4 separate regions of the Mus musculus genome follow, and regions 1, 3 and 4 are each linked to region 2. A link is a loop called in an ENCODE intact Hi-C map of the cell type or tissue named here. Cell type or tissue: left cerebral cortex. All regions are shown on one strand. Links, peaks and the distances in the headings refer to the core of each region. The heading gives the core; the rest is flanking DNA.

Region 1 (7,311 bases), core at 1,229-6,228, 50 kb after region 2:
GTTCACAAGAGCAAGGTGAACAATTCAGTCCCACTCATATAGCAGGGTCAGGTGAAGGAAGAGCCCAGGGATGGGTGTATGAGGAAGGATCATGTAAGTACTTACAATCTTCCCCAAAAGTTCTAAAAAAAGGGATTAGGTGGCTGGGGGAAAGGCAAAACTGTGTTTTGGGTTTTGGGGTTTTTTTTTATTTGGGGGGGGGGTTCATTTGTTTTAAGGCAGAGTCTTGCTATGTAGCATTTGCCTCTGGAGTACTGGCTGGAGGGCCTGTGAGCAAGCCTTAAATGCAAACCTAAGGGACCAGAGCCCCCAGGAAGGAACCGAGCACCAGCTGGCCCTGGTGAGGGGACTCTGCACTTAGGGTCCTTTTGTGCCACTTTGGCCACTTGTCTGATTATAAAACCAATTTAAAACATCTCTTAATTTAAGAAACTACTCAATTCCCATCAATTAAAACCACCTTAGCTGAAGACATGAGATGCCAAGGGGAAATGATCGAAGGCTGGTATATCTGAAGATGAGAGTAGACACCATGGGTATGTGGCAGGGTGGCCTGGTTCCTAGTTAACATGCATGTGGCAACGGCAACATGTGTGTGTCAAGACACACATGGGCATGTCCACAAGAAAAGCTGACCTGACTAGAGGGTGAAGCATGCTCAGGAGGGGCAAAGAGCAGCTAGCTTTGTTTACAAAGTCTATGACAGACACCTGACCCTGCAAAGTCCCCAAAGAAACAAGATGATTAGAGCCAGGACATCGAGAGAGGCCTGTACCTTCTTCTCTGTGGCCAAGGAGAGGTCGGCAAGCTGGCTGGTACAAGACCAGCCTAGGCGCCTCCACACCCAAACGCTCTGTGGGTTGTTAGCAGACCAACCACTGCATGCCAATGCTCGCTTCCACTCTGGCCTCACTTTAAACAACGTCAAAACGTTCAACCCACAACAAATCCCAGAGTTACCTGCTTTATAAATTTTGTTGGTCATTTTGCCTTTTTGTCTTAAACAGGATCTCATTATTGTGTTCAAGGCTAACCTTGAACTCATGACAAGCTTTCTGCCCCAGCCTTTCAGGGTGACAAACATTATCTCTGGCAGGCCATACTTCTGTGTTTCTTCTTCCCTTGCTAACACTGCCACAGCTAAGGTCTGAAGTCAAAGCCTACAGCCATCTCACTAGTGAGCTCACCCTGATGGGTCCTAGCTCAACTGCTGGGGGTTGAAGGATTTTTCTGAAATCTGACCCTGCTAAGGAAGAGGGAATCCTAAAGAAGAAATTATTTTTCCCGGGCAAAAAATAATTTATAAAAATGTGGGGTTGGAGAATTGGCTCAGCAGTTAAGAGCACTGGCTACTCTTCCAGAAGACCTGGGTTCAATTCCCAGCACCCACATGGCAGTAATTCCAGGCCCATGGACCTGATGCCTTTTTGGTCTTCCACTGGCACCAGGTATGTATGTGGTACAGACACATAGGCAAAAATATTCATACACATAACATGAAAATAAATCTTTTTTTAAAAAATGTATTGTGATCTACCATTAGCCTCCCAGAAGCCAACAGCTGTCCAGTCAACAGACACAGCACAACAGTGTGCCTGCCAATGTTCTAGAAACTACATATCCCAAGTGTGCTCTCAACCCCAAGGCTGAGTGAGTATGGCACACGGGACCAAGGCACAACACAGGATGGAACTTCAGCAAAAACGGCTTCAGAAAAGCAGCCAGACTTGCCACTGCTGGTTCCTGTGCACGCGACACACGGTGCTATGCATCCGACCCTGCTGTGACATGTGAAGCATGGCGGCTCCGATGGGGTTCAAGTGGCGAAGGAGCACATGGCCTTAGAGCTCCACGTGTGGGGAAAGACAGTCACTTGAGAGCTACACAGTCACCCCAGTGGCTCAAGGGGGCCTGCTACAACTCCAGACATGACTCAGCTGCTGCTTGCTGCTGGAGAGATGCCACTAAGAAGATAGGCCATTAAAACAGAGCTTGAGGGTGCTGTGTTGGAGCACACCCACCTAGACAGAAACACACCGAGGAATGAATACAAGGGATGAGAAGAACGCCCTAGAGAAAAAACAGCACCCTCAGGTCACTGATGCAGATGCGGATCTATTCTAGCTCTTCTGGAATGCTAGGGGCTCTTGACAACCATGTGTAGGGGTCAGGGTTAAAAGAGAAACCAAGCAAAGCCATCCACTCCTCACATGATACCCACAGGACAAAAATGCCTCAATTCCTGACCGACCTTTGAACTGTAATGACTTGCAAGAGCTTACCAGACACAAGCAGCCAAGTGGAACTGTAGCCCATCTCAGGCAAGAGCTTACTAGCAGCTTTATTCATAGTCTATGGAGATTGTTGAAAGTCTCCCCAAGGCTAACTCTAGGGCATACATGGCCAAACCATGGTGGGCAGCTCTGGAACTGTACAGCTATCCACCAAAAACAAAACCAGAATCTCAATATAGGCACACCATTTCAGAGCCCCTTAAAGGAAAAAAACCCAAAACAGCAAAACAAAAACAAAACAACAACAACAACCCCACATAGGGCCTCTGGACTGTGTTCTGCCACACAGAGCAGGACAGAACCACAGCTAGCTCCACCTGTCACTGTAACCACAGAACCCAGAGGGCCTGACGCCATGCAGCACGGTTAAGCAGCCCCCAGGCAGTGGCCCGAGGAGCATGCATTAGTGTCAGGCACTCAGGAGTTTACCATGAAGAATAATCTCACCTAAGCCTCAATCCCGACCTCCACCCGCTGGTGAGGAGATGAACAAACAGTACTCAGCCATGAAAGAGAGCAGCGTGCTGCGCTCTTACAAGAGAAGCCTTAAAAGCACGCACGTGAACGTGAACGCAGCCCAGCACACGGCCAAGCACTCACAGTTCCGTTCACACGACTGCCTCAGAGAGGACAAACTCACAGACAGACATTTGGCCGTGTCTCTTGGGGGCTGGGTGGGAGAATGCAGGGACGGCTCACAGGCTCGGGTATCTGAACAAGTTCAACGTTGCTGGCCACACAGCTCTGTACAGCACCCTGACCACAATTCAGAGGGAATGCTATGCTCTCTTGTACCAGCTACCGGACACCAACTTGAGGTGTCAGGGCAGCCTTGAAGTCAGAGCCTCCTTCTTCAGCCTCCTGAGTGCTGGGGTTGGTTACAAGTTGGTACCTCACACCCATTTAAAAGTCTTGATTTAACCTGCTTCCAAAACCAAGGTTTTCTACTAAAAAAAAAAAAAAAAAAAATGCAAGCACTGCTCTCAGCATCCTGAGACCACACCTAAGGGACAGGAAGCACCCAGCAGGGTAAGGCCTGCAGCCCCTCTGCAGCCCCTAATGCTCCCACACCACAGACAGCAAATGGTTTTCTAAAGTAAGCCATGCCTACGTAATGCATCCACAGCTAGGCTTGGTGTGTCCCTATCCTCTCAGCTCTGCAGAGGCTGAGGCAGGAGGATAGCAATTCCCAGGCCAGGGTGAGCAAGACAATGAAACCTTGGTCTTTATTTTATTTTATTTTATTTTATTTACATCCCAAACACTGCCCCCACTTCTAGAGTCCCTCCCCACATTCCCAAAACCTCGGTCTTTAAAATAAATAAACCACACTTTTAAACATCTAGGGCTGCTCTGAACGTTATACATTTAAAATAAAAAGGGAAAAGAAAGCGTAAAGAAGCTTACAATACCAAGCTTTCCAGAAAACTCAGGTAAGAGAAATAAACATTTAAATCAGACAACATCCAAAAACACTCCACACCTTCACTTCTGAGAGCAAAGTCTCAGTCCTAAGTTCAAAACCAAGTGACACAGCTCAGAAAGAAACACAAGAGCCACCTTCTGCTGAGGATGCAGAGGAGGCCGGAGTTCAGTGCTAAGTGGCTCTCGGCTGGACTTCTCCCTCCAAGGATCCCCCTCCAAGTACACACACAATCAGGCTTCAATCTCAGAGCTACAAATGAGCCCAAGTTCAGCTTTGGGGAACAGTCCCTTCGGGAGTGACTCAGAGCCAGGGAAAAGAAAGAGAAATGGACCTGTTTGGATCTGAGCAAGTGAGACCCAGCCTTCATTGCTAAGTCAAGAGCCCCTGTGCCAGGGCCAAACAATGTCCCCCAACTTTCTAAAGAAAACCCCAGCCCTATCAGCCACAGGATTCCTGAAAACTGCAACAGCTGCAAGCTCAGGACGAGAGCCGTTCGGGCAGACAACGCATGGCTCCACAGAACCACTGACAGCCAACATGGCCGGGAAAAACACGGGGAGCACAGCTGCCAGCTGCCCTGTCACCTCTGGAGGACTTCAGCCCAGCCTCCTACAGCACAGGAGACCAAGGCGGGCGACCAGTGCCCAGACCCTGGGGACTAGATTAACTCCATCTCGCCGTGGACTTTTGCCTGAGACAAAGGCCATCTTATACAGGCATTGTGAGGGCTGGCTGCAGTGGGGTGGGGCTCAGTGGCCAAGCACCTGCCTGGCATGCACAAGCTCCAGGCTCCATCCCTAGTACTGTGTGGGTGGGAGAGGACCCAAGACATTTGTTCTAGACACTTCTACTCTGAATTCACTGCCCTGTTAAAAACCAGTCCCCATCTCCTACAGAGCAACCCGGACCTGATGCGTCTGAGCTTCACTCACACAGGGGTCTGGCAGCCCAGGTTGGGAGACAGCAAGCTCCTGCTCGTGGATGAAACTAACCGCAGCTGAGGAGACCACAGAGAGGTGACAGCTGGCTGGCCTGAAGAACTTAACTTTCCTTGGGCCCTGCCTTTCTTGTTGACAGTTGCCTCGCATGCAAGAGGGAAGTGAGGTGGCAAAGTGTATGTATGTAAGAAAAAAGAAGAAGAAAAACCCAAAAAGCTAACCGAAGTCTCAGAGGCAAACGTCAGTGAAAAGATAAGACGCCACAGAAACCCATTCAGGAACCACAACCACTTCTTAGAGGAAGACATTAAAAAGAAGCCACAACTCAAGGTTCAAAGAGAGCTGAAAGAAAAACCGACGGAAGCCCCGACGACCTCACCTTGTTCACCTTGGACAGGGGAAGCTGAGTTAAGAGTTTAAACTTCAAAAGGCTCAGACTGTGGAGCAGCTGGGCAGGAGGCCCGGATGTGGCCTCTGACTACCAAGGACATGGTGTGGGACCTCAATGGCCCTTGGCACTGGTGAGCCTTTCTCTCACAAGAAACCTGGGTTCTTGGCTCCAGGGCTGCTGCCGGCCTCCAAAGGCCCAAATGCACACCGACTCCATCATCCACAACTCCGGGCTGCAGCTGAGAGGGATGGATACTAAAGAAATGAACTCCATCTGCTAGTCACCATGGCCCCCAACCACCCAGCCTTCAGCTTCCACGAGAACCACGTGCTTTACCAGTCCTCAAACATTCGGGCCACAGCTGGCATTTCTGAGTGGACAGTCAAGCTGCCCTTCCTGCCCAGCAAGCTGACATTATCATCCTAAGACCAGATCCCACCTCAGTGAGCTTGGGTTCTCCCCGATGGTGGATCACCACTGACAGCATACCCGCAGACCCGCTGAGGCTGCAAAGCCCCTGTCAAGAGCCAGGCTCTCCAGACAGACACGCTTAGCAGCGTGCACAACCCCCACGATCGCACACGCAGACACGGGTTCCTGTACATCGTACCCCTGCCATGCACGCCCGGGGACACCTGACCCAGACAGGCAGGTGGCAGGGCCCACCTGCGCCCAGGTTCCAGGTCGGTGCAAGTGGACATATCGTTGAGTGTTATGTCACCTAAGAACCGGGATTGACAGGACAAAGGCCTTCTCGTGTCCCCAGCCTGGGCCGTGACACCGAACACACAAAGGGGGCCGCGCGCTGACGCAGGCCTCCGGGTCCCTTAGTAGGTCATCTCCAGGCTGGCCGGTAAAGGACCCCAGCCGCGCTGCCCCACCGCGCGCGCTTGCGCTCACCTTGTGGCAAGCCGAGCAGGTGGGCAGCGCGCCGCTGGGCCCGGGCGCGCTCTTGCCACCGCCACCACCGCCGCCGCCGCCGCCACCGCCGCTGTTCAGGCTGCTCTGGATCTGTGTGAGCTCCTGGCGCAGCACCTGCTTCTGGTGGAAGCTGAAGGCCGGGTGGTTAGAGGCCATGGTGAAGAGCAGGAGGAACTCATCGCCCGTGCGACCCTCGTTGAGCTGCAGCCCGTAGTTGTGGATGATGGAGTCGGTGTGCGTGAGCGTGCGGTACAAGACGCCCGCCGCCTCGCGCTGCTCCGAGCCCAGCAGGGCCAGCGACACCAGCAGCTTGCTGCGCACCACCTCGTCCGTCAGGTTGGTGAGGCTGCCCAGGTCGGCCGGGTTGTTGGCCTTGATCTCCGAGTCGCGCAGCGAATGGTAGTCCTTGCGTGCCAAGTCCTCCAGGCACGAGCCGAGGAAGCGCAACTCGAGCGGGATGCACAGGTCCAGCAGGCCGCACAGGAACTCCACACGCTGCGGCGACGGCAGTTCAGAGAACCAGCGGTACACGCCGTCCCTCTGCAACGGGCAACGCTTCTCCACCATGCTGCCGCCCGCGCCGCGCCCGCCGCCGCCGCCGCCGCCGCCGCCGGGCCCGGGAGCAGCGCGCGGGCGGCCGGGGGGCGCGCAGGGCCGCGGCCGGGCGCCGGGCGAGGCCGCGCGCGCGCGAACGGGGCGCGGGCCGGGCGCGCGCGGGCCGGGGGAGCCGCCCGCCAGGGGCCCCGCGGCGGCCGGAGCCGGGGCCGCGGCCCGGGCGGCCGGGGACGGCGAGCGGCCTCGGGGCCGCCGCTCACGGGGAGGCGCCCTGCCCGCGCCCGTCCCCAGCGGCGGCCGGTGCGCGGCAGCGGCGGCGGCCGCTCCTCGTCGTCGTCGTCGTCGCCCGGGAGGCGGCCGCCCCCATCTCCCCGCGCGCCGCAGGGTCTGTCAGTGCGGGCCGCCCCCCGACGGAGCCGCCCCGGCCATGCCGCCTCCTGTGCTTGCGCCCAGGCCGGCCGTTACCCGCTGCGAGGCTGGGCGCGGCGCCCGGACGGGCCTGGCGCGGCGGAGGGATCCAGCGGGACCCGCGGACGGATCGCGGCCCGGGCCGTCGGAGCTGAGCAGAGCGCGCTCGCGAGCACGGGCAGCCGCGGCCAGCGGAGTGGGCGGGGTGGCCGCCTCTCGCGACAGCCCGGGCTGTCCGAGCCCGCCCCCCCACGCCAATTGGCCAGGCCGCCTGTCCTGCGCGACGGCTCGTTTCGGCAGCTCCGTAGGATTGGTCGAAGTCTAGGCGCCGCCTCAGAGATGGACTGTCGATCACGTCGGGTCCGCCTGTGCCCGCCC
Region 2 (7,311 bases), core at 878-5,877:
TTGTGAGCCACCATGTGGTTGCTGGGATTTGAACTCCTGACCTTCGGAAGAGCAGTCGGGTGCTCTTACCCACTGAGACATCTCACCAGCCCAGCATGCATCTTTAATCCTATCACAGTTCAGACAACAGAGGTGCCTGGTTGCCTTGCCACAGTTTTGCCAGGGACAGTGGCAAAGCTGTGACTGAGCACTGGTCACGGGAGTGCTATGGACAAGCAAAGAAAGGCTGCAGTAGGCATGATGTGCTGGGCTCAGCATGGGGAGCAGTGTGTGCGCTGCTGAGTTGGCCTCTCTCTGCAGGTGATTATAGAGCGATACAAGGGGGAGAAGCAGCTGCCCGTCCTGGACAAGACCAAGTTCCTGGTGCCTGACCACGTGAACATGAGCGAGCTCATCAAGATAATCAGGTATCTGGCCACCTCTCTCCTTCCCCGTTTCCTTGAGTGATGCTTCTCCTTTAACCACCTCAGTGCCAGCCTCAGGTCCTTCCTGCTGCTTTCATGCCCTGTAAGTCAGTGCCCGGCCTCAGCTTTGTGACCTCAGGTCAGCTGGGAACGTGCTCACACCAGAGGGACCAAAGGGTTGTCATGCCTACTGAGTGATGACTCTGTAAAGTTTGCTAGGCATGGTGGGTTGCTGCTGGGCCCCCAGTCTGAGCTTCTCCCCGCCTCGCAAACTGTTTGGAACACTGTACAGCTGGGAGTTTAAGAGGGTGTGAACTCACAGCTGCAGCAACTGGAAGGCTGTGATCAGATATAGGCTGTGAACGCTGTGGATGTCAGACCCTGATCACAGCCATCACTGTGGGCTGTGGGCATGCTTGGTTTTGCTGGTCTGTGGGCTTTTGGAGGCCCTAAGTTCTGTACACAGTATGCAGACCTCAGTGAGTCTTGCTCTCTTCTCTCCACAGACGGCGCTTGCAGCTCAATGCTAACCAAGCCTTCTTCCTCCTGGTGAATGGGCACAGCATGGTGAGTGTGTCCACTCCCATCTCCGAAGTGTACGAGAGTGAGAGAGATGAAGACGGCTTCCTGTACATGGTTTATGCCTCGCAGGAGACATTCGGGACAGCAATGGCTGTGTAAGACTCCAACAAAGCCAATGGTTGTTAAGCCCTTACCAAGGCAAAAAGGGATGTTACCAGCGGACGCTGGACGGCTCACCACCCACAGATGAGAACGTAGGCACCCACATAGGGTATTAGGAACTGTTCATCAGCCAGAAACTGAGCTCCATGCAAGTGCACTCAGCTTGGAAACTCGTCTAAACTAGGCTATTTTGTGTTCAAACTTTAGAAGTTAAAAATAAAATACTTTTTGCATCCTAAGTTGCCAATAAAAAGATCAAGTTATTTTGACATTTTTCTCCCTAGTAGGGACTTAAAACAGAAGAGCAGTGTCAGGGGCAGTCTCTTCCTGGGACCTGCTGCCTTCTCTAAAAGGGCTCCCACTCAGCAGAGAAGCCCCTCTGAAGGCCCAGGTTGCCTAGCAGAGGCCCCCAGAGGGCCCTGGCTTTGCCCTAAGCAGGTCTGGTGTTGTAGGATATAGCTCTAAGCCGGGTCCTGGTCTTGACCCCAGCCACACCCTTTCACTCAGCAGTGCAGGGACATGCAGCTCGCTGCTGTCTAGATGTTACCATACGCCCTTCTGCTGAGGCCAGGTCTCCGCTTGTCCAGGGGTTGCTGACCCAGCTTAAGCGACTGGAGAGCTGTTTCTCTCCTGGTTTGAATTCTGTCTGGTCCATGCCTGCTTCAGGGAGAGCAAGCGCTGGCCTTAGGATGTGGTTGTCAAGTGGTAGACTGCAAGTCCAATGCTCCAGACTTGGCTCACAGCTCTTTGTTGGTGTGTAACTGTCTCTGTAAGGGTGGTTCTGACAGCTGTTGGGATTTCCCCATTTCATGTCAGTACATACATGTCAGCTGTGAGGACAACAGCAACAGAAGACATGCTTTTGATAGACATGCCACTTCAGCTAAAGCTAGCCTCTGCTTCCTGCATGTGGCCCGCTGTGACACCAGGCCATCCCTGGTCACTCACTCACTCGTGGTCTGAGGATCTCAGAGCTGCCTGCTGTCATGGACTGAAGCCAGCATAGCCACCTCCCACCTAGCTCCCCACAGGCACCCACCTTCCCTGCATGCAGCTGTCTTTGCTAACCCTCAATGTTATTTTACACTGTAAATTCTCACTGCTCTGTCTTGTGTAGGTTGTATACGTCATTATGTCCCTGGTTTTTATAACTATGGTGCGATCAGTAAGGATTCCTGTAATACTGCTTTAAAGATGCTGCTCAGAGGGCGGGCGGCCTCCATTATAGGACACCTGTACACTCTGATGCACTAATAAAGGCACAACGAACCTGTCCTGAGTGATGTCTCATTGTCATCGTGGGAACTGGGCTCTGCAGTATACCCAGGCTGCTCTTGCTGGGGAGGAGAGGAGAGGGGAGGGGCGGTAACCTCCTTTCCTTGGTCGATACCTTGCCACCAGCTCCTGCTTTTAAACTCAATCTCTGACTGACCTGCCAGCTATCAGGTGCCCTCTGGTGCCATGGGAACACACCAAAAGATTTACTCATGTGGATAGCTGCTGGCACTTGGGAGGACATTGTAACCAACTTCAGCTTAGAGCAGACGGCAGGCTCTGCAAAGCTGCTGCAGTCTCCTCGGGGCAGCCTGGACACTACTCTGGGTGGCAGGCGCCTTTGGGGTCCAGCAGTGTTGTCAGCAGGTCCTCATCCTGGAAGGGCAGGGCAAGTGATAGCCTAGAGTCCTATGTAACAATGTTTAAAGCTGAGAACCTTGACAGCCACGAATGACAAAAGATCTGAGAATGGCCCTATGTGGTGGCGCATGCCTTTAGCCTTTAATCCCAGCACTCGGGAGGCAGAGGCAGGCGGATTTCTGAGTTCGATCGAGGCCAGCCTGGTCTACAAAGTGAGTTCCAGGACAGCCAGGGCTATACAGAGAAACCGTCTTACCCCCCGCCCCCCCAAAAAATCTGAGAATGGTGAACATGTTGAGTTTTTTTTTTAATTTTTATTTTCCGTACATTAAATTTACTCATAAAAACAGTCTAAAAATGTACAATTTGTCCTTTTTAACAAAGTATAATAAAACATAAAAACCCCAAAAACAGAATACTTGACATTTACAATTCAAAATCAAATTAGCAGAATATTAAATATTTACAAAACTATATCTTTTAAAAATATTTATAAAGTTACATGCAATTTTGTAGAATTGACAAAAGAATGGCTCAAAAATGGGAGAATTGTCCTTCATTCCTAAAAAGAAAATATGCCCAATAGAATCTGTGAAGGTTTCAGTCTTGGTACCAACACCTCTGTGTGCTCCGGGACGGACCTGTGCTGAAGGCTGTGTTACTGCCCCCTTGTGGCAGAGCAGTGCGCCGGCCTGGGCCTGCCAGTACAGTATGTGGTTTCTGAAATATTGCCAAGTGTTGACTACAGGTGCCTACATTCTCAGTGAAACCCTGGGAAGGGTCGGTCAGCAATCACATCCCTGGACTGATGGTTTTTTGGGCCGCCCGATTTGCTCTATAGGAGTCACCTGCATTTTGGAGAGGATGGCTGTCCCTACTCAAGTTCCCCAAGCCTGTTCTTGGGATGAGGTTCAACAGACAGCCCAAGTCCCTGCAACCTTTTAAGACTTCGGCAAGTAATGTCACCCATTAGCTGGATGTAAAACTAGCCCATCAGACCAAACAGCAGGGACGGAGAGAGGCGGGTGAGACCCGATCCCAGCGGGCTGTCCTCACAGGACTGTCATGGCACACGTGCACGGCGTGTGGTACAAGCCAGGCTGACCTGCAGAAACGACTGGAAGCCTCATGAGTTCCACACGGAAACTGCTGAGTGCTGTACTGAGAGGCCAGCTGCTGTCATCTTTGGAGATAATCATGCCACTGGTTTCCTGACACCCAACCATAGCTCAAGAGCAACCGTCTCCATTGTGAGCGCTCCTGTCCCTCGGTGCCTGCCCGGCAGCAGTTAGAGGAGTTCTCAGCATTAAAACACTTTCTAATTTTCACTATTGACCATGAAATAAAAACGACAAAGGAAAGTAGAAAAAGGATTATTTTGCTACAACAAAAAGGTCACAGAGCTGTTGGTTCCAGCGTTGTGCCCGCCTTCCTATCTGAATCCCCCTCTGCACCCTGAGATGTTAACACAGGATTGGAATCTGACGATGGGAGTCCTGGGCCAGCCCACTTGGGCACCACTGCCATCTGACTGAGCAGTTTTAGAGAAATGACGGGAAAGGGCTGGTCTGTCAGGTGTGTGACAATGACGTCTGCTGAGGAAGTGCCTGCTGGCCAGGCTGACTCCAGGCTCTCGGGCGGGCGAGCCCCACCTGCCAACATCCACCTGTGCTTCTAGGCTGCCATGGTCCTTTCATCCTCGCTGGCCGGTCGCTCGGCTTCACAGAAATGCCACACCACACAGCTCTTCCAAAGGCAGCCGGCAGCTTCCAGACACAGACTTCTGCTGCCTGGACAGCCGAGATGGTGCTGGAGCTCCCCTCGACTGACCGCCACAAGGTAACGTGGGTGTTGCCACAGAAGACTGCTGTCTTTCAGGTCAACAGCTGTAAGACACTTCCATTCCCTATACTGACCACAAAACAGAAAACTTAAATATGATTTTTTTTCTTTTGCTATGAGACAGTTTTCAACAACTTCTGTGTTGAAATAGGATTTATTTAAAATATTTCTTTGTTTAAAAAAACCAAAAAATTTAAAAGTTTGGCTTTCAGCACATACCCAGGCCACGGTGATGGCCTTCAGAAATATTAAAATCGTAAACATCAGTGAACACTCTAAGTCTTCCTTATTAACACAATACGACCAATCCCAGTCTGGTGCTCTTTAAGGCAAAGTTGTGTCAGTTCTTGTATTGACGTTTGTAGTGTTTCTGAGTGAGAGATCAACAGAGCATCCCCTAACGCCTCATCACATCCCCTCAGAACAGATGTGATACTGTGCCATGGACAGAACAGCCGTCTCCCGATCCTGCATTGCATAGAATCCACAACACTCACGCCTTCCGTGGGTCTCCACAGACAAAGCCATCTTAGAATACGATGAAGCCTTAGATCACAACGCCTCCAGTTCTGGGGCATTTTGTGATTTACACTAATTCTGTATGAGGGTGACTGTCCCGTCTGAAGAATGTTTAAGGACTATGATTTTTCTTCTCCATGAGGAGGAGGCTGGAAAATCCTTGGCAGAATATTACCATCGATTTTCTAATACCGAAGGCTTTAGCATTATAATGTTATTTGAGCATAAAATTCCCTTTAACCTCGGAGGGAGGTTTAAGTCCCTTATGCCTCCGCTGTGGTGTGTCGAACGTTTACACCATGCTGAGGAGTGAGGACCCACCCCCACCCCGGTCTGGACTGCAACTGGTGAGCGGTTTCGAGGAGGAGTCTTGCATCTCTCTACTGAAGTTTTCCAGGCAATTTTAACGGAATTAACAATCAACACATAGCCTAATACAAAAGAAGCCGACAGTTTCCAGTCTTTTGTTCATGAATCACAGGTCTGCATTACTGCTGGATGTCTGTGTCAAGTCTGAATCCATCAGCAGTGAGCTCTGGGGCTGGGGTCCTGGGGAAGCCATTTGAGACAACAGCTTGCCAGCTTCCGGAAGAATGAGGCGCGTCAGTCACAGCCAACCCACAAAGCCGAGTCATCCCCCAGTCTTCAAGAGTTGGTTCTTGTTTGGAGAGAGCAGGCTCAAAGCCTCCAGCGGGAGGGGTGGTCTCCAGCCTCGGTCGGTAACGGACCCCTGGGACCTGGACCCTTACAGATGAAGTTGTCGAGAGTGCGCTATGACTTATTTACTATATCGTGTAAATCTGTTTACAGAAAAAGATATTAAAAACCTGGAACTGCTCCAAGTGTCTACAGAACACCCTGCAATCGACTTCGGGGTGTATTTGGCGGAGCAGCCTGCTGGTGCCAACTCCAATGCCCACCGATGGGAGTCCCCTACATTGTCGGGTCCCAGCAGAGTCTGCCTCCCAGACCGCAGAGGCCTGTGTCAGGTAGTGCAATCCTTAAGAAGCCAGAGAGGAGGCTCCTACTTTAGGAAACAGCAAAATCCAGCGGGCGCTTCCTAGCCCAGAAAGGGGTCCCGGATCCGACTGGGGGACTTGAGAGAACCCCGACCTGCAGTCTTGACTCAGGTCGTGCATAGCTGCCCTGGAATTACGTGAGCCTAGAAGGACCACCGAGCTTCAGGAGACAGGTCTTCACGCTGCAGCGATGGTGTGACGGCCACGATATGCCATAGCGCTGTCCACTAGGCAATCCTTGGACCAAGCTCCAAGACTAGGAATTTGGCAATGAAATCGAGTTTGACGAACTTGCACACTAGACTCTCTCCAGTATAGTTAAGTAAAGCACCTTTGGGTTAAAAACATTAAGCTCCACAGCCACTCGACTTCAGCTCTCTGTGGTTTCCTTAGGTCTCCATGGCGCCACAGCAACTTGACTTCAGTTCTCTATGTGATTTTTCATGGCTTAATAAAATGTTCTGTTGCCAAAAAAAAAAAAAAAGGATCAGTCCGTGGAGTCCAGACTTTCTGCTGGAGGGGCGTATTTCAACCTAAAAGTTCCTGGAGAGAACGAGAGAGAGAGAGAGAGAGAGAGAGAGAGAGAGAGAAAGAGAGAGAGAAGAGGGTGAAGCCTGAGTCAATCACAAAAGTGCACACACCGCCCACCTGCTCTGAGATGCCACTCAGGACTGACCACGCCCTCGCACAGCCGCATGCCACGGGTACGAGACCTTCTGGGGGAAGTGACCGACAGAGCACCACTGACCACTTCTCAGTGCCTTGAATCTTTCTCTGGGCATAGACCTCACACTCAAGCTGGCAACACCCAGGGGCAGGGAGGGCCTGGACCGAGCAGATGCAGGCCGGCACTGGGAAGGGATGCGGCAACCTGCACCACGACTGCATTCTCCGGCCACAGGTATTGACTGGGCTTCAAAAGCTCTGCAGGTGGTGAGGATCAATGGGAAACTGCACAACCAGAGATGGAGGTGCTGGGAACCCAGAGCTGGGCAGAGTGGGACCAACTGTCCTGACCATGGTGAACCTGGGGTGTGACGTGTTAATCATCCCAGCATTCTGGAGGCTGAGACCAGACAATGAAACAAAAGAATAAACCTGGCATCATATAGTAGGCATTTCAACTTGATAACACAAACTACAGGAAACAAACACTGGAAGGAAGCAGCAGCCAGTCAGTCAGCAGGACACAGCCCGACACAGGCACA
Region 3 (7,030 bases), core at 2,010-7,009, 310 kb after region 2:
GGCCTGAGGTTGCAGGAGGGAGCCAGACTTGTTGAGAGGGAGATGGCCTGCACCTTTACCACCAGTGGGTTCATTCGGGATGGAGGCCAAGTCATTTCCCAATCCAGTCTTAACTAGGTGAAGGAAACTTGTGGAGAGACAAACACAGAGGACTCCAGAAGACTCAACCACGTAAACCAGACCTCTGCCCTAAAACCTGACTCTCAGTGCTTCCTCGGGGTCTTTCCTAAGGCATGGAAGCCAGGGAACACTATGTTCCCCAGAAGTGCCCTCGAGAAAGAACAGGGCACTCACTCCATGAACACTGAAACTCTCCTCAGAGTGCAATCCTCCGGGAGCCGGCGCCCAGGCCTTCAGAGACCTGGAAGAGCACCTGGACTCTTGGTATAGCATTGGAAATGTAAATGAGCTAAATACCTAATAAAAAATGGAAAAAAAGAAAAAAAAGAAAACAAATTTTAAAAGAAAGGACATTTGCCAGCCCTCAGTGCTCACAGCCTCCTGTGGGCAAGCATTGCTTCCCATATGTCACTAGCACCTGCAGTTTCCAGAACTATCTTGACAAGAGTGTGGGCTCTTTAAAGACAGCCATGCCAGCCTGGCATGATGGTACACACACTTACTGCCTGCACTTGGGAGACAGAGAACTGCAGACCAGCCAGGGCTGCATAGCATGAGCCTGTCTCAAAACCAAGCAAGCAAGCAAGCAAGCAAGCAAGCAAACAACAAACCTTAAAGGTACCCACGACATTCCTTATCCCTAAAGAGATTACCATCCATAAGGAGAACTGGACAATTAAAATTGAGTATGCAGTGTCCCGTTTGAGGCCAGGCTCTCCCTGGACTGCCCAGTGCTTTTGAAGACCAACTCTAGCTATGACGGTTTACACATGAACCAAGCACACAGAAGACCTTACTGGTCATCATCCAACTGGCACTACAGAGCAGAGTGGGTGGTCTCAGAATTGAAGGGCACACCCGGCTGGGTCTGATAACAGGAGACAGTCTCAGGGCCAAAGCCAAAACAGGCACTGGCATCGAGCAGTGGCCCCAGTGCTAACAGCAGCCCCGGACTTCCATGGCTCACAACCAAGTCTAGCCCACCTCCCCATCACCCTCTCTGTGTGCACTATCAACACAGCTCTCAAAACAAACAGATACATCGGTCTTAGCTGCCTGAACTCATCTGTAATTTTGAAAGTAGCATGATTTATTTCCAGGTTGCTCTCCACCACCAAATCATGTGGCATTTGCTTCAAACGATCATTTTCCCCCAGTCCTGAAAAATCACACAACTGTTTTTGAAAGCAGAAATCAATCCGTCTTGACCTATGCGTCCCATAAAGGCTACACTCAACAGCTGTTACCTGGCACATCTTGGGACCCCTCAAGCCCACCCACACAGACTGTCGTCTGTCTGCAGCCGAGTTTCTTTTAGTCCTTTACTGACAGGCAGGCTTTACACGATTCCGCTACTCATCTTAAACGAGCAAGCAGCCATCACTACCACACACAAATTTATTACTACTGTTTTCTTATGAGTCAGCCAGTTCACTGATTCCTGATAGGCCGGTTTTAAGAACATAAGTGATTTTTTTTTTTAAACTGCAATTTCCCTCTTAGCAACCAGTCAGCAACTGAAGCTGAAACAGGAAACTGGCATATCTGCCACTCCACGTGGTGCTTTGCTGAAGGCAGGGAGTGTATTGCTCTCACCCGGGACAGAGTAGATCTCTCGTACTTAGAATTCAGGTCGGGAAGCGGGATGCCTGCCGCGGGGTCAGAGCCGCGACCCACTGAGGTCTCGCGAGGGCTGTCCCGAAAGCATAGACACTATGAATGGATTAAAGAAACGCACGTGGGTTCTGGGGCCTGTGACTTTAGCCTGGAACTGCCGAGATGGTTCAGGGATGGACAGATGGAGGGATACTGGGATGGGTGTTGCCGAGCTGTAAACGCAGGAACCTTGGCTCGCGCCCACCCGGCCCCGCCCCAGCCCGGCCCCACCCCAGCCCGGACCCCTACTTACGCACGCAGAGGCAGGCCACGAGCTTGGCAGCTTCCTCGGGCACCGGACAAGTGGGGAAGACCGGCTTGAGCAAGTAGGTGGCGAAGACCAGCGCCACGATGTACTGCGAGGAGGGCCGAATGATGAGCAGCTCGATCCAGAGCTTGAGGAAGGCGGGCAACGAGCCGTAGACCTCCAGCATGTAGGCGTAGTCGCCGCCTGACTTGGAGATGGTGGTGCCCAGCTCCGCGTAGCAGAGTGCGCCCACGATGGAGAAGACGCCGCACACAGCCCACACCACGAGCGACAGTCCGGGCGACCCCGCTTCCTTGAGCACGCCGGTGGGCGTCACGAAGATGCCAGAGCCGATGATGGTGCCCACGATGATGGCCACACCGTTGAGCAGCGTGATATTGCGCTGCAGGGTCACGCCTTCGCCCTCGGGGTCCGCGCCGTCCCCGCGCCGCGCCTCCAACATCTTCTCCCGCGCCTGCCGCTCCTCCTCCGCCGCCGCCGCCGCCGGGGTCGCAACCGCGCGCCTCTTGGCGCCCGCGACCGCCATGCTCTCGGCGTTCCCGGCTCGGCCTGGATACCCGGCGTGCGCGCGGCCGAGCCGCTCTCCGCGTACTGAGAAGTGCGTCTGCGTCCGCCCCGCCCGCGCGGCCTTTTATCTCTACCGTTACCCGCCCTCCAGGCTCCGCCCATCGCCGCTGCTGTTGGTTCAGCTCGCAAAGGCCCCCGCCCCCTCAGCCCGCGCGACCCCGCCTCCTTCGCGGGCCCCCGCCCCCAAGTCTGTTAGAGCACGTGGAGCGTTAAGATCCTGAAACTGAGGACTACTGATGTGTTTAACGCGGCGTGACTACTGATGGGTTTATCGCGGCGTGTTTCACAAGATCCGAATGTTGTACGCGGGTGGAGAGTCGACTCACACCTCCTCACAAGTCCTGTGCAGGATGTCAGGGCCGATTGGTAAGGGCGTGCTTCTTCTCCCGCCCCAGGCGGCGCAGAGGACTTGTCAAGGGAGAAAGCACCGGAAGGGGGGTGGCTCAGTGTATAGTCCCAACACCTGCCCGGAATCCTGGCCCTGCCTCGCGGGTGTTTATCTCCGCTTCCTCCAGTGTGCATATCCTGTGCGTCTGGGAGATGAAGGATAAATATCTTATCTAGGATAAGTGGGGGTGGGTTGTGGGGTGAGGCACCCCTATAGTCCAACTTGGTCCAGAGGAAACGAGTCTGAGGGCGAAATGATCCGTCAGCTCTGGAGGAAACGGAAGAATAGACCAGAATGGTAGCCAGCTTACTCCTGGACTTAGATATCCATCTGGTCCCAAGGAGGGTCTTGACAAAAGCTCGATTAGTGGTACACCCAATCTGGAGAAGCAAGTTTTAGAAGGGAACCAACCCAATCTACTGTAGGGTGAAAGGGCTTTAGGTTGTCATTCTTAGGAAATCTTAGGTAAGAGGGTTTTTGAGATAATGTGGTCACACATCTGGAAGGTTCAGCATCCCAGGCCTGGTGCCATCATCGTGGGCACCATTATCAGCTCTGGCATCTTCGTGACGCCCACCGGTGAGCTCAAGGAAGTGGGTTCAAGCCCTCGTGGTATGGGCTGTGTAATTTGAGCTGATGGTACGCTTGGAAAATTTCATTGGTCAAGATAAGTCCAGGAGCCCCAAGACCCCCTCCTTTTCACCAGCTGTTCCATTTTCTGTCCAAAGGAGTCCCCAGGAAAACTCACAGACAAGCAGAAGGGAAGGTGGGGGGGGGGGCTTAATTTAAGAACCTTCAGACTTGTAAGGATACAGAGCCCTGTATGCTCTGCTAAACTGTCCAGTCTGCCAAGCCTTCCCCACTGCTGAGGCATGACCAATGAAGAAATTCAAACTTCTCCCCATCTTTGGATCTACTGCTGCAGCCAAGAATGCCAGAGCTGCCCCTTGGAAGCCCATGTCGGGGAGGTGTTCAGCCAAAGACTCCAAGGGTCACTGGAGCTACCTCCCCCAACCCCCAGTATGTCAGCCATTCACAAGCAATGACAAGCTGGTATCTCTGTAGCCTGAGCAGTGGGAAGCCATGGAGCTAAAAGGTCACACCAACATTAACCATGCCACAGTACAGACTGCCTAAACTGATGGCTTTGGGAAGATTGAGAAACTTGCTTCTCATTCTTGACATAGTCCTTTCAGAGGGCTAAAAGCATACCACCAACCCACTGAGACATCGCTAAGATTCCAAGGTACATCGTCTAACTTAATAGGACACGTGGCAACTCTTAGAAACACTTCATAGTAAACGAGGAAGCCAGTTCTGCAGTTGTGTAACTTGCCTGCCCAGTATGCGCAGCCTCACGGCCTCCTACCTCCAGGCAAGCAGCCTGCTTACCTCTCACCTGTGGGTGGCTAACTAACCCTTGCTTCTTTTGGAATCTGTCCTTGTTCCCAGTGGAATCTGGGTTCTGCATCGCAGCCGTGGGAAAGCTTTGATTTGAACCAGAGATAGCAATAGTCCAAGGAGGTATAAAATCACAACCATAGTTAAGTCAAAGCCACTACCAGAGGCCAAGGACGGTGGTCGTGGAGGAACACAGCAGGTTCAAATGGCTCTTCTGGGTCTGGAGTTCAGAGAGAGAATGAACAAGAGATCAAGAGGGGGACCTGAGCCCTGGGCAGAAGCTGCTCTGGTGACAATACCCAGTGAATGTCCCCGAGACCCCTGGCTCGTGATTCTGCTGCTGCTTATCACAGCGTTAGATAAGACCTTAAACTTTTTCCTGCAAAGCAACCGTTGGTGTGTATTATCTCTGTTTGGTGCCCCCCCCCCCCCCAACACCTCTTCAAACAGCTAAGACTGAAATGTTTTCCAGGGGCGCCATCTACTGGTGGATGGAGGAGCAGTTTCATCTTAAATTTCCTGACTTGGGGCTCCCGGTGTGTGTTCCTAGTGGTTAGCTCTTCAACTGGTCAGTAATTTATTTAAAATGGTGTTGGACTGATTGGATGTTGGGGAGCCTGTCTTCCTATCTCCATCTTGAAACGAGAATGCGTACCTTGTACAGTCCTTCATAGAAGAAAGGGGCGGGGCGGGTCATCGGAGCCCCCCTTCGGCCCTCTGGCCGGTACTTCCCAGGTGTGCTCTCCCACCCTAGGTACATGTGTCTGGGTGTGGCAGAGCATTAGGGAGGTAGAAGGTTGACTGGGGAGGTAAGGGGACTTAGTATAGATACTGCTATGTTGACACTGCTATCTGGTCACCTATGCTGCTGTAAGTAGCTGGGTACAGTAAGCTCACTCACTGTATTAGTTAGGGTTTTACTGCTGTGAACAGACACCATGACCAAGGCAACTCTTATAAGGACAACATTTCATTGGGGCTGGCTTACAGGTTCAGAGATTCAGTTCATTATCATCAAGGCAGGAGCATGGCAGCATCCAGGCAGGCATGGCGCAGGAGCTGAGAGTTCTGTATCTTCATTCTAGGAGAATACTGATTTCCAGGCAGCTAGGATGAGGGTTTTAAAGCCCACACCCACAGTGACACACCTACTCCAACAAGGCTACGCCTTCTAATAGTCCCTCCCTGGGCTGAGCATATACAAACCACCACACTCACCAACTTGGACTTGCATGGAACCGGGCCTGTCAGTGCGCTATCTGGGGATGAGTAGAAGTCTGTTTGCATCTACCCATGAAAAGCCACACAACAGCGGCACAGTAACCGGAGCGTTTCTGCAGATGGAAGTGTGTGCAGTCGCGCCTCTCTCTCTATCACATCAGTACCAAGGGTTGAACTCGGGCCATTCGGATTGGCTACAAGCATCTTTAACCGCTGAGCCATTTTTTATGAACCCTGCCTCGGTTTGTTGTTGTTGTTGCTTAAAATACTTAATTTTTCAAAGATTTATTTTATGTAGATGGGTGTTTTGACTACATGTGTATCTGTGTACCCAGTGTGTGCCTGGTGCCCACAGAGGACAGAGGAGGGCATTGGGTTCCCCTGTAACTGGCGTTACAGAGGGTTGTGAGCCACCGTGAGTTTTGGGAACTTCCAAATTCAGGAGCATTTGAGTGCTACTGAGAAAGATCCCCAGACTGACAGGAAATTCTGACGAGATTAATCTCAGCCCTAGAAACACAGCTGGCCTCTCTCTCCTCCTGTGGACACAGACTCTGCCCCTGAACCCAAGAAGGCCATGATCGATCTGCCTGGTGGTCCACGCCTGCAAACCCAAGTCTCAGCAAGCTGAGGCAGGAGGATCACGTGTTCTAGGCTGGTGTGGGTGTGTGAGGCCCTGTCTCAAGCTTGAGTGAAACATGTAGGCCCTGTTCCTTTACAGGCTCCTCAGGCCATCAATGAGGGGCCTGAGGTGGAAGCAGACTGCTCCCCGCTGTCTCCCTGAACACAGAGATGGGTAGGGAGCATGGCAGAGGCAGAGGTTAAGGACAGGAAGGAGTGGCTCTTGCCAGCAGTCATGGTATCACACACCACACAGCTGGTCTGCAAGAGAGCGGAGGACCCGGCTCCCTCCGAGAGAAACAGGTGCTTAAGCCTCGGTACCACAAGAAGCTTCTGGAACAGAGGCTGAAGGACCATGTCTGTCTCACAACCACACACGCAGATACTTCCCCATTCAGAGAAGTAAATTTGGTGAGAACAGTGAGAGGAAGGGCAACAGCTAAGCCAAACAGCTTAGAGACCAGGCATCCCTCAGTGTCTGTGGCTCTGGGAAGAGAGATGTAGGAGCTTGAAGGGGCCTCTGAGTGTCAAGTTATGTGCTATGGTGGCAGGCACCACAGCCCACTGTCAACAGAGGGATAAAGTCTTGAGCTGTGCAGTAGCCATTGACCACAGAGCACAGCTGAAGACGGACACAGCCAGGCCGCGGGGACTTCCCCAAGGACACTACTCGAGGGGACTGAGTATCCAGAAAGGGGGAGGTTTCTCAGGTCTCAGAATGGCTGCCTGTGCTCTGGGGCTGATAGAGGCTGATAACACAGAATGGGCGAGGGTCAGGGGTTGGGGAG
Region 4 (7,311 bases), core at 726-5,725, 230 kb after region 2:
CGTCTTTGAGCTGTAATCAAGGAATGGCGCAAAATAAGGACAAGGGCAAGCAAAATACTGGCAAAGGGAACACATAGACGAGGAACTAATCTTCTTTCTCGGTGGGAACGCTGCCAAAGCACAGCCTTTAAAGAAACTGCCTTGGATCGGGCCAACCACTAATCATTGACGCTCTGAGGAGGCGGGAGCTCCCAATTCAGTTCCAGGTTTTTCCATAAACCTAGTTCTTAAGAAGAAAACTTGCTTTTGAGGAAAACAATGGTGTTGTGTGGTTTCTTTCTTTCTTTCTTTTCTTTCTTTTTTTTTTTTTTTTTCCTGAAGAGATACACAGAATCAACTTTTCACCCCAAACAGGACGTCAACAGATAAAAGAAATGTGCTCGCGTTGGCAGCAGATATGCTAACATTGGAATGATACAGGGATTGTTAGCATGGCCCCTGCGAAAGAATAGCACGCAAATGCATGATGCGTTCCATCATTTTTCTTATGTCTTTTTGGAGACAAGGTTTCTCTCTGTAGCTTTGGCTGCCCTGGAACTCACTCTGTAAAGCAGGCTGGCCTCGAACTCACAGAGATCTGCCTGCCTCTGCCTTCCGAGTGATGGGATTAAAGGTGTGTGCCACTGCCCAACTTCATTCCATACTTTTCAAAGATGAAATTGAAATTGTCTTCAGAAAGCTCATCTCAGCTAGAACCTATCTGTAGAGTTATCCCAGGTGTGCATCCCTTAACAGCCCTATCTCACTCCCAAAGGAAAAGCCAATCAGGGGGTATTTTTACCATCCAAAAGCCGCTGTTTGTGTTTGTGGTGGTAGGGTATCAAGGTGGAGTTTGGTGAGGGGAAAGAATCTGATTAAAATATATTTTATACAAACACACACACACACACAAACCAAAAAACAGCTGGGCAGTGATAGCACAGCCTTGAATCCTGGCACTCAGGAAGCAGAGATAGTTGGATCTCTATGAATTCAAGGCCAGCCTGATCTATAAAGAGAGTTTCAGGACAGCCAAGGCCACACAGAGAAAACCCTCTATCATAAAAAAATATAGATAGATAGATAGATACATAGATAGATACATAGATAGATACATAGATAGATACAAGAGAGAGAGAGAGAGAGAGAGAGAGAGATCTAAAAGACCAAAGAAATTATTCCAAGTCCAGTAGCTTGGACTCAGTAGCTTGTTGAAGTACTGAGTTGTTTGTTTTGATTTACAGGAGCACAGGTGACTCGAAGGCAGCCACGTCTCATAAACGTCTCACCTAGCATGGGTGGATGAGGAATTTATAAACATTGTATCACTGGTACCCAAGCCACCTCCCACCTCCTGTACAGCCTGGCACTAAGCTCCTGGCAGCTGAGGCGGCTGAGCGAGGAGCGGTTGGAGTCTCTAGTGAGAGTCTGTGGTCGCCCCTTCCTTCTGCAGGAGAAAATGAAAAGACCCAATGTTGTAAGAGGCTATTAACATTCTCCACTGTTCGCAATATATAGCACTGTTCCTTCTTCAGGGCTGAAAGGGAAAGTATATCCTCTGCGGAAGATTTAGAAAGATCTGGAAGTTGCAGGGATTAATGCTTTTATTATCTGAAAGAATCTCAAAGCTAAATTGGGAAGCTCTTAATACAGGTCACAGTGATTCACCAGAGGTTAAAATTTTCATTACTAGGAAAGACACAGAATAAAACTGCTTTGATTTATTTCCTCCCTCCCCTATTTTCTTTTTTGGCTGTTGTTTGTTTTTGTTTTTGTTTTTTTACGACAGGTTTTTCTGTGTATCCCTGGCTGTTCTGAAACCCTCTCTTTAGACTAGGCTAGCCTTGAACTCAGATATTCAGTGACCTCCCAAGTGCTGTGACTAAAGGCATGAGCCACACTGCCCAGCCAAAACAGCTCTGATTTCAAGATAGAGACAGAAATATCATGCCTGGAGGAGAGAATTCTCCAAAAGTTCTACAAAAGGAAAAAGAGGAGGGGAGAGAAGAGAGGAACCAAATGAAGGCTCTGCTGATCTCCAAGACTGCTTGCAGATCATGTGTAATGCTAGAGGGGGAAAATAGTTACCGGATCAGAGATAGCCAGCCACTGGAGCTGAGCCTCCAGACCCCTTCTGCACTGTAGCAACAGGCTGCTCTGCCCACTGCTCAGGTGAACCGCTGTTTCTAACAAGCTCTAACCTAAAACATCTCTTATCCTCCTCATTGTTCTGAAAATATTAGGTAACCTCTGAGCACCACACTTAAAGTGGAACAGGCCTTCAAAGAACATCACATCAGTCCACTTACACACACACACACACACACACACACACATATACACCAGCATTCCCTCTTCAGGCCTGTGAAAGGGAGACCATATTCTTTGTGGAAGACTTAGAAAGATCTGGAAATTGCAGGGACTAATGCTTTCATTATCTGAAAGAATCTCGAAGCTAAATTGGAAAAGCTCTTGATGGTACATGTCACAGTGATTCACGGGAGGTTGAAATGTTCATTACCAGGAAGGAAAGGGAACAGAGCAGATAGAGTGAGGTCAGAATCCTAAAATAGTGAAAAGATTAAGTACCGGGTTCTATTTTAGTAAAATTCACATCTTTGAAAATTTAATAGATTGACTTAAATGTAACGCGTCAATTTTAGACTCCCTTTTATATCCGTGGCAGGGCGCCCTCTGCTGTCTTCAACTTGAAGTTCAGAGGAGAAAGGAAAGTCCATTAACAACAAAGGACTTGAAGAGGATGCTGACTGCTAACCACCTTCACCACAAACAACCAATGTGATTGTGAAAGGAAATAAAACTGTAATTCATGTAATGTATGTTAAATAGCCCAAAGAGTTGTTTCTGAGCTTTGAAACCTGGGGCTGAGAACATAGCAGAACAGACCAGGACATGCCCGGGCAAGCCCATCGCCTCCCTAGCTCCCACCCCTCTGACCTAAGTTAAATGTTACAGGCTGCTGATGTTTAAATGGACCAATCATGTGAAACCGCGCCAATTCCTCCCCCAGCCCCACTCCTTTTCTATAAAACCCCCTAGCTTCCAAGCCTCGTGGTCGAATCCACTGTCTCCTGTTGTGTGAGATACGTTTCGACCCGGAGCTCCGCCATTAAAAAACCTCTTGTTGTTACATCAAGGTGTTGTGTTCTATTCGTGATTCTTGGGTGCACGCCGAATCGGGAGCTGAGTGGGGGTTTCCCCACTGAGTTCTTTCATTTGGAGGTCCCACCGAGATCTGCGTGACACCCAGGAACCCCGAAGGACCCCTTGGAGGTGCGTTTGTTTGTGTGAGTCTTGTTATGTTGTCTGTTGTCTAAGTGTCTAAGTGTGGCACTGCTGAATTTGTGTCTTAGTTTTTCAGTTCTGAGATTGTGGGTTTGAGCCCCACCTGTGTTACCAGTTCTGGTATTCTGTATTCTGGCAGCTGCCACTGCGGACCGTAAGGACCCTAGTGGCTGTGGGAAGACGACGGTCTATTTCCCCACAGGCTGCACCCTTGGAAGACATTCCGAGGGAGACCCTGGAGTGCCCAGGGTACGGAACAGTCAGGAGGACCTGGCTGTTGTCTGGCAGAGTGAAGAAGAGTGAGTGCTCTTCCTGCCAGAGGAGTGGAGCGGAATCCCACTCCATCAGAGGTAGCGTTTGGCTGGTTGTGTAAGTCCAGACGCAGACGAGTGTGCTTGGATGTCTTAGTGTTTTCCGTCTCTGTCATTGTGTTGTGTTTACTCTTATTCTTCACTATGGGACAGACCGTGTCTACTCCTTTATCTTTGACTAAGGACCATTGGACGGACGTTAGGGCTAGAGGACAAAATTTGTCAGTAAAAGTGAAGAAAAAGCCATGGATGACTTTCTGTTCCTCAGAATGGCCTGTTTTTGGAGTAGGTTGGCCAGCAGAAGGAACTTTTTACTTACCCACCATAAGGGCTGTGAAGGCCATTGTTTTTCAGGAAGGACCAGGGTCGCATCCAGACCAACAACCGTACATCATGGTATGGGAGGACTTGGCACGCTACCCACCCCCGTGGGTTCGCCCATTCCTCCCGCCTCTCCGCCCTGGCACCAAGATTCTAGCCATCCAAGAAAATGGTGAGAAAGAGAAACCGAAACCACCGCTCGGGAGAGATGATGATCGCAGCACACCAGTGACGAAACCCCCCAAGATCTATTCAGAGATTGAAGAACCCCCTGAGTGGCCCGATACCCCTCAACCCCCACCTTATGCTCCCCAGCCCCAACCTTCAGCTCCCTCGGGACCCCTGCCTCAGGCCCCGGCCGGAGGAGGGGGTCCCTCCACAGGAACAAGGAGCCGGCGAGGAGTCACCCCTGAGGGGCCTGCGGATTCAACTGTGGCGCTCCCCCTCAGGGCTATTGGGGCTCCCCCTGCCGATCCAAATAGTCTACAGCCCCTACAGTATTGGCCTTTTTCCTCTTCTGACCTTTACAACTGGAAAGCTCATCACCCCCCTTTTTCAGAAAACCCTGCAGGACTCACTGGGTTGGTTGAATCATTAATGTATTCACACCAGCCGACCTGGGATGACTGCCAGCAGCTTCTGCAGACTCTATTCACAACCGAGGAGAGAGAGAGGATTCTCCTCGAGGCTCGGAAAAATGTCCGAGACGAGGCTGGGCGCCCTGTCCAAACTCCAGCTGAGATAGATGAAGGATTTCCGCTAACCCGGCCCCGATGGGATTATAATACGGCATCAGGTAGGGAACGACTGTCCAATTATCGCCGGGTCCTAGTGGCGGGTCTCAGAGGTGCTGCCCGGCAGCCCACGAATCTGGCCAAGGTAAGAGAGGTTATGCAGGGAGCGACTGAGCCCCCCTCAGTCTTCCTTGAAAGGCTCATGGAGGCTTATAGGAGATATACCCCATTCGACCCCACGTCTGAGGGTCAAAGGGCCTCAGTAATTATGGCCTTCATTGGCCAGTCAGCTCCTGACATTAGGAAGAAGTTACAGCGAATTGAGGGCTTGCAGGATTACACCATAAGGGATGTAGTTAGAGAGGCAGAGAAAGTGTATCATAGGAGAGAAACAGAAGATAAAAAGTTAGAGAGAGAGAAAAGAGAGAAAAGAGAAGAGGAGGATAGGAGAGACAGGAGGCAAGAAAAGGTTTTGACTAGGATCCTGGCCGCAGTAGGAGAAAGAGATAATGGAAGAAGAGGTAGACAGTCAGGGAACCTGGGAGACAAAAGGCAGCAGGGACCAAGGAGACCCAGAGAAGGCGGGCAGCGCCTGGAGAGGAACCAATGCGCGTATTGCAAGGAAATGGGCCACTGGAAGAGCGACTGTCCGAAAAAAAAACAAAAGGTAAAGGTGCTTTCTCTTAGAGAAGATGAAGACTAGGGGGAACGGGGCTCGGCCCCCCTCCCCGAGCCTAGGGTAACTTTAAAAGTGGAGGGGACCCCTGTGGACTTTCTAGTTGACACGGGAGCCGAATTTTCAGTACTCAAAACACCTCTAGGAAAAGTAAAGAAAAATAAAAAAACCTTGGTGATCGGGGCCACGGGACAAAAATCGTATCCATGGACCACATCCCGAGTAGTAGACATAGGGCGAAATCGAGTAACTCATTCGTTTCTAGTCATTCCAGAGTGTCCTATGCCTTTATTGGAGAGAGACTTACTAACCAAGTTAAAAGCACAAATAACTTTCACCTCTCATCGACCGGAGGTTTTCTGGGGAATAAAAGCGCCCCAGACTCTAGAGCTGTCTTTACAACTAGGGGAGGAATATCGACTTTACCAAAATAAAGTAAAGCCCCCTGAGGGATTACAGGACTGGTTGAATCGATACCCCCAGGCGTGGGCAGAGACGGGAGGAGTGGAGATGGCAAAACTGGTCCCCCCCGTGGTGATTGAACTTAAGTCCGGGGCCACCCCTATAGGGGTCCGACAATATCCCATGAGCAGAGAAGCTCAAGAGGGTATACGCCCCCAAATTAACAAACTGCTCCAACAAGGGATTTTGGTCCCATGCAAATCCCCTTGGAACACTCCTCTACTTCCAGTAAAAAAACCAGGGACCAGGGACTTCCGTCCAGTACAGGACCTTAGAGAAGTCAACAAGAGAGTTCAGGACATACACCCCACGGTGCCAAATCCTTATAACCTCCTCAGCACCTTGCCACCTGGTCGGACATGGTACACAGTCCTGGATCTCAAAGATGCTTTTTTCTGTTTGAGGTTACACCCCAACAGCCAGCCCTTGTTCGCTTTCGAATGGCGAGACTCCGAGAGTGGACAAGCCGGACAGCTCACATGGACGAGGCTGCCTCAGGGATTCAAGAACTCGCCCACTTTGTTCGATGAAGCCCTACACCGAGATCTTGCTCTTTTCCGAGCCAATAACCCACAGGTGACTCTTCTGCAATATGTAGATAATCTGCTCCTAGCTGCAGAAACACGCGAGGACTGTGAAATTGAGACCCAAAACCTCCTGGGCGAGTTAGGTAAGCTGGGGTATCGGGCCTCTGCTAAAAAGGCTCAGTTATGCCAGATAGAAGTGACCTACCTAGGATATGTCTTGAAAGATGGACAACGGTGGCTCACAGAAGCCAGAAAACAAGCTGTTATGCAGATCCCGGCCCCAACCACTGCTCGCCAGGTAAGAGAGTTCCTGGGGACCGCCGGGTTTTGCAGACTCTGGATTCCCGGATTTGCCACACTGGCAGCTCCCTTATATCCACTAACCAAAGAGAAAGGGGAATTCACCTGGACCAGAGAACATCAGCTAGCCTTTGAAACTCTCAAAAAGGCACTGCTGCAGGCTCCGGCATTGGCCCTGCCAGATTTAAACAAACCTTTCACCCTATACATTGATAAAAAAAATGGAGTGGCAAGGGGAGTCCTTACCCAGGTTTTGGGACCATGGAAGCGCCCGGTAGCCTACTTATCAAAGAAACTGGACGCTGTGGCCAGTAGATGGCCCTCCTGCCTGCGAGCGATAGCAGCCACGGCTGTGCTAGTAAAAGATGCTGACAAACTGACTATGGGCCAGAATGTTACTATAGTGGCCCCACACTCTCTTGAGAGCATCATCAGGCAACCACCGGACCGCTGGATGACCAACGCCCGAATGACGCACTACCAGAGCCTATTGCTGACAGAGCGAGTAAGTTTTGCACCCCCAGCCATTCTCAACCCCGCCTCCTTACTACCTGAGGCTGACGAGGCCCCTGCACATAAGTGTGAAGAAATACTGGCAGAAGAGACTGGAATCCGGCCAGACCTCACAGACCAACCTTGGCCAGGGGCGATGACTTGGTTCACGGACGGAAGCAGCTTTGTGGTAAAAGGTAAGC

The links. A loop is a pair of places that touch in the nucleus more often than their neighbours do. Peaks named below come from ENCODE experiments on the same cell type or tissue, not always from the same donor. Only the 100,000 strongest peaks of a DNase experiment are listed, where the experiment ranks them.
Region 1: a loop joins it to region 2, with 2.4 times the contacts of the local background. A loop is called at or near these places in 14 of 42 quality-filtered maps.
Region 3: a loop joins it to region 2, with 2.5 times the contacts of the local background. A loop is called at or near these places in 6 of 42 quality-filtered maps.
Region 4: it touches region 2 in a loop (4-fold over the local background); 6 of 42 quality-filtered maps call a loop at or near these places.

The regions. Positions count from the first base shown.
Region 1 is chr8:121,645,776-121,653,086 of GRCm38, forward strand. Zcchc14 (zinc finger, CCHC domain containing 14) reads right to left here and starts at 6,158. Exons shown (of 13, transcript NM_080855.2): 1 at 5,950-6,158. The coding sequence starts at 6,126. In left cerebral cortex, for the core only: no CTCF peak of the experiment used is centred there; DNase peaks (open chromatin) are centred at 1,977, 2,871, 3,954, 4,572 and 2 more places; H3K4me3 peaks cover 3,720 bases; H3K27ac peaks cover 910 bases.
Region 2 is chr8:121,595,686-121,602,996 of GRCm38, forward strand. It overlaps Map1lc3b (microtubule-associated protein 1 light chain 3 beta), which reads left to right. Exons shown (of 4, transcript NM_026160.5): 3 at 301-407; 4 at 911-3,075. The coding sequence ends at 1,085. It overlaps Zcchc14 (zinc finger, CCHC domain containing 14), which reads right to left. Exons shown (of 13, transcript NM_080855.2): 13 at 3,018-6,646. The coding sequence ends at 6,591. Among named protein-coding and RNA genes, the nearest start is that of Map1lc3b, 8.9 kb to the left of the region's middle. In left cerebral cortex, for the core only: a CTCF peak has its summit at 3,393 (motif pointing left); DNase peaks (open chromatin) are centred at 2,061 and 3,422.
Region 3 is chr8:121,905,037-121,912,066 of GRCm38, forward strand. Slc7a5 (solute carrier family 7 (cationic amino acid transporter, y+ system), member 5) reads right to left here and starts at 2,650. Exons shown (of 10, transcript NM_011404.3): 1 at 2,030-2,650. The coding sequence starts at 2,570. BC048644 (cDNA sequence BC048644) reads left to right here and starts at 2,797. Exons shown (of 2, transcript NR_167716.1): 1 at 2,797-2,977. In left cerebral cortex, for the core only: a CTCF peak has its summit at 4,906 (motif pointing left); DNase peaks (open chromatin) are centred at 2,228, 2,685 and 4,887; H3K4me3 peaks cover 1,373 bases; H3K27ac peaks cover 1,790 bases.
Region 4 is chr8:121,830,060-121,837,370 of GRCm38, forward strand. It overlaps Gm42048, which reads left to right and starts at 3,932. Exons shown (of 4, transcript XM_030243893.1): 1 at 3,932-7,311. The coding sequence starts at 3,990. The coding sequence ends at 5,354. Gm24283 (a small nuclear RNA gene) reads left to right here and starts at 377; the gene lies at 377-483. In left cerebral cortex, for the core only: a CTCF peak has its summit at 2,677 (motif pointing left); a DNase peak (open chromatin) is centred at 2,675.